Linked DNA regions of Mus musculus: region 1 is linked to region 2. The links are chromatin loops, found by intact Hi-C in ENCODE. Cell type or tissue: left cerebral cortex. All regions are shown on one strand.

Region 1 (2,500 bases), 630 kb after region 2:
GTGAGGTGCTCCGACTAGACGCTTCAGGCTCTTCCCACTTTAACCTTCTCACATTGATGACTGGAACCTAGAACCACAGACCAAATAAGCACCCTGCTTTTGTCGAGGTATATATATTAATATATATGTGTGTGTGTGTGTGTGTGTGTGTGTGTGTGTATTAAATCACAGCAACAGGAAACAAAACTAAGACAGTCACTTGTCTGTGTCCTGGACCTGTAGTTATGCAGCACACTGTGACACCTTGGGGATCCAGGGGGATGTGACAGGTTCACTCACCTCAGAAGTCTGGGGTACAGAGGAAGACAGTTTAGACTCTCCTTTGCCACTTTTCCTCTGTCTAGAGTCTCAGACGACTGGATGGTGCTACTCTCATTCAGGGAGGGTGTTCCTCCCTAAGGTAATATTTTCTGGAAACATCCTCAGAGTTATAACGAGAGACACACTGTCTGAGACTCTTTGGTACTTCACACCCCAACCAAGACAGCAAGACCCATCAATACAATCAGCACTAAAAGTATCATCAGGTGAAATAAAAAAAAAAAACAAAATATTATTATTTATGGTTGCTAAAACCCGAAGTGTTTATAGTCCAAATATGCACTGAGTCTGTATGTTTTCAATGACATATTTTTATAAAAATGAAGCAAACATCTTACTAAATGGGGATATGTAGCCATGTTCACAGATTGATGGATTAAGCATATCAGTTTTTCACTCTAATTGATTTCTTTGAGATTACTGCAATTCCTAGTAAAACCCAAGAAAGATTTTTATAGATAAGGATAAATTATTCTAAAATAGGCACAGCAACTAGTGCAGTTTAAACAGCTTCAAGATAGTGAATTAAGCGGTAGGAATCAGTCTGCGTGACTAGTTGGTGGACAGCAGGGTCGTAGGTGTAGCTACTGAAAAAGAGAGCAGGGATCCGGGAGATGGTGGTGTGTGTGCCTCCTGTGGGGATGCAATGTCTCCCCCTGCAGTGCTGTGATGTGTGCTTCCTGCAGGGATGTCTTGGTCACAGTACAACCTTGAAAGACATTACTAAGAGGGAATGAGACATACAGGATCTGTCTTTTTTTTTTTTAACAGCTGTATATAAATCTGAAAGTGTCTCAAAAATTTAAAAACCCTCTAGATCTAATAAAAATTTTATAGAACTTCGAGCATGTGTATGCACACACACACACACACACACACACACATACACAGAGTGGGTGACATTTGAGTAAAGTCTATAATCAAGTTAATTGTATTGGTTAAGTTAAGTGCATTGTGCTGATGTCAATTTCCTGCTCTTGATAATATAACACATTGTGTAAAATGATTCGAGAAGCTGAGTGATAAGTATATGGGACTACTCTGTTAATTTTTGCAACTTCTTGTGAGTCTATAATTATTTCAAAAAAATTTTAAAGTTTTTTTTTTTTTTTTGTACTGAGAACAGAAAGGAAAGCATTTATTATCAGGCAGAGTGTGAAATTCCCACCCCAAGAGTTCCCTAAAAGCAGGTCTTGTAACTTTTCAGCAGATGTATTCTCCATATAGACCTCTGGGGTGGGTAGAGTGGTATTGTAACCTCAGGGGTCTTCCAGCTCAGCTCGCATGGAAATTGTGGGTGGGAGGCATCTGTCTTTCCTTCCTCTAGAGCCCAAACTGGTATAAGATGGAACTAGGACTCCAGGAGCCACAGGCTACTGCAGAGGGGAAGATGAAAGTATAAACCATATGCTTCAGTTATAGTCACGTCCATATTTGGGGTCTGGTTCTGCTCCTTCTTGCAAAGGGCTGCTTCGTGTCAGGAATTAGAAAAATAAAAGGGGCATGGCAAAAGAGTGGGTCCGAAGATACAGCCTCCGTTCTCCTGCACAGACCGTTCTGGGAACGGTGGTATTGTGAGGCAGATGGGGACACATCATTCTGGCAGGGCGTGGCAGAATTCCCAGAACAGTGTGCACGCACACGTGTGCATATGTGTTGTGCATGCGCAGGACTCATTAACTCATCCCATAATAGAAGGGCCTCATCTGCTTGTCCATCTGGGAAATGAGGAAGCTGCCAACCAACGTTCCTGTTACCCTAGGTCCAACTGGCTTCCAGCAGGAACTGGAATATGGGGTAGTGGGTCTATCTAGTATTTAGGTCTTAAAACAACAGGATCAGAAAGTAAAAAATGTGGAGGAAGGCAGAGGATGCTCTCAGGGTCTGATGTGAGGCAAGAAAGAAGAAAGGGATGTGTGGTCCTGCTGGAGTCTTTCTGGGAGTGCTGGCTGGGCAATGTAAGCAGAGTCTAGTACTCTGGGGTCCACTTTAAACTCCTGTACAGTTTCATTAGCCATAGTGAACACACTGAGGAGCAGTCATGTCATGGTGGGGTGTCAAGCTCCTAGTAGCCCCTTGGGTAGCTCCTCTCCTTTCCTCTAGCTTACAGTGGAGTGAGCAGGTTCAGAAAGGCTCCTGTCTGGTATGAAATTGGGCATATGAGGTAGAGTAGATCCCA
Region 2 (2,500 bases):
TCATCGGTCCTATGAGGGACACGAGGCTGGGCCCGGGACCGTTCGTGTCAGATGTGGCCAGGTGAGGTTTGGCAGAAGTTCGCAATGTGTGCATATGGGGGGGCTCTTGCTTCTTTCTGTCCTCAGGGGCTATGCCACCTGAGCTTGCTGTCCCCTGTCCTGGGTCTTGGGCCTTTAAGGTCTGTTTGGAGGTGCTGGGCTGCCTGAGAGGTGTCAGCAGGCAATCTCCTCCAGGGTGCCCAAAGCTGTCTGCAGGGGCACGTTCACAGTGTGGCTGATGGTTTCGGAGTGGTTTGGCATTGTGTCGCAGGTGCTCTGCAGGGAAAAGAAAGGGGCACTTGTCATCTATCTATCTATCTATCTATCTATCTATCTATCTATCTATCTATCTATCTATCTATCTATCTATCTATCGCGAGTCCTGTCTACCGCAAAGTCCTGCACGGTGGGAGCTTCTAAAACACTCCAGTGGGTACAAGGTAACACTTGCGGCTGACTTGGTTGACTTGCGATGGCTTAGGGGGGAAGGGCTAGATGTCTGGACTTGGAATGTGCGCTTGATTTTTCTAGAGCAGGGCTTCTCAACCTTCCTAATGCTGCGGCCCTTTAATACAGCTCCTCTTGTGGTGACCCCCCCAACCATAAAATTATTTTGTTGCTCCTTGATAAACTATAATTTTGCTACTGTAATGAATCGTAATGTAAATATCCGATACACAGGATATCTGGTATTGCCTCCGCAAGCTAGTCCACTGCGAGCTAGTCTTACCATGTTCTCATCATGGCTCCCTTCCTCTTCTTCTTTGCCAAGCAGGTCTAATAGCTTCTCTTTGATCAGCTGTAAGAAAGACAGGACATGGCAGTCAGGCTGGGGGGGGGGGGGAGAGATGATGCAAAGGCCAAAGATCCTTCCTTGGAGTGAGTCAGGGAGTCACATAGGCAGTGACGGTGTGGGCTGCGGTTCTACATACAATGGTGAGAACTCTGCCTGGTGGACAGCTCTAGGGGCCTCATTTTCTCGAGCTTGCCTTTTGGACTCCATGGGATTTTGTTGCTGCAAACAGATCTTGGAGGAGGATGGGGAGGGCTCTGCCTTGCTGTGTGGACTGCTTTCCCCAGTATATAAGCTAAAGGCGCTGCTCGGATCTCCATGGATCCTCGGATCTCTTCTTCACTGTGTAGCTCAAGTTGGCTTCAAGTTCACCATCCCCCTGCCCCAGTCTCCCCACTGCTGAGTAGTATATACCACCACACCCAGCTTTGCTATTCACTTCCAAGGGCAGATAACTCCACAGGATGAGTGCACGACCAAGGTTATGACACTTTATTCATAGCAATTAAGGGTAGTTCTTAAACTTGTTATCTAATGTGGCTCAATTTGCCATTTACTTTGTACTGCTTCTCACAGGAATTAATGCATAAAGCAGAATAAGAAGCTGGCTTTATTTGGGCTGCAGTCGCAGTGCTGAGGAACAAGGAGCTCTACCGAAATCACTGCTAGGGGTATTTGTTTCTTTCCTTGGGAAGCACAACGAAGAGGCGGAGAGAGTCCCAAGTGACAGTGCCGTGTGGGAGTGTTGTAGAACCTTTAGAACCACCACCAGTTTCAGGGAGGCACACCCAGCCCATCTGTGGTATTGCCCATCTGTGGCTAAGGACGTGGAGGTCTCCAAGTAATCACTGGGGCAGGGCAGAGCTGGCAAGGACCTATTCACAGGTAGGTTAGTCTACTAACTCAGCCGTTCTCTGGACAGCTGGCCCAGCCTGGCTTTCTGCCCAGATTCCTCTGGGCACAGTGGTCCTGGGCAGGCTTACTCTTGCCTGGGTTAGGAAGTTGGAAGAACTGACATGCTCCTGGGCCTCTTGTTTGAGAATCTTTGAGAAACATGGCCCCAGGCACCTCTAATGGTTATAGCCCCTCAGTCTGTGAGTGGCAGAAGTGACTGGTAGGCATTGTAGTTTCCTATCTGGGGACTGATGGGTTTTCCTGGGGGATGCCTCCTCTTGTGGGCTGGCTAGGCTCTGGAAGACAGTTCGTAGAAGACAGGCATCTCAGAGGGCAGACTTGTGAGTGGTGTGTACTCCTGAGTGTGCTGTGTGTGGTATGCAAATCTGTGAATATGGTCTGAATGTGTGTGTGTGTGTGTGTGTGTGTGAGTGCACACATGTGTGAGTGTTGTAGGAATGCATGTGATACATGTATGCTTGAGTATGATATGTGTGTGATGCATGTGCATATAATATGTTGGGTATGATATGTTGTATATAGATGTGGACTCACCAAGGATATGAAACCCTGCCCTGGTCCCTCTGTGGAAGGGACTCAGGGCTGTTGTCTGCACAGCCTGACCTCTTCTCATCACTCCACTCCCTCTCTGTGATGTAGGACAAGTCCAAAGAGAGGAGGAGGAGGGTGACCATTTCTTTCATATCCACTTCTCCTTAAGATTCCTGCCCCATGCTTAGGAGAAGTGTCTTTGTGTGGATGGAATGAAGCTAT

What was found. Hi-C counts contacts between places; a loop is a spot of excess contacts. Peaks named below come from ENCODE experiments on the same cell type or tissue, not always from the same donor. Only the 100,000 strongest peaks of a DNase experiment are listed, where the experiment ranks them.
Region 1: a loop joins it to region 2, with 7 times the contacts of the local background. A loop is called at or near these places in 2 of 42 quality-filtered maps.

What each region holds. Positions count from the first base shown.
Region 1 is chr11:81,510,654-81,513,153 of GRCm38, forward strand. It overlaps a transcript of Asic2 not described here. Among named protein-coding and RNA genes, the nearest start is that of 1700071K01Rik, 62 kb to the right of the region's middle. In left cerebral cortex, a CTCF peak has its summit at 980; DNase peaks (open chromatin) are centred at 933 and 1,980.
Region 2 is chr11:80,880,844-80,883,343 of GRCm38, forward strand. It overlaps Asic2 (acid-sensing (proton-gated) ion channel 2), which reads right to left. Exons shown (of 10, transcript NM_007384.3): 9 at 770-838; 10 at 1-315. The coding sequence ends at 214. Among named protein-coding and RNA genes, the nearest start is that of Gm51909, 16 kb to the right of the region's middle. In left cerebral cortex, no CTCF peak of the experiment used is centred here; a DNase peak (open chromatin) is centred at 1,559.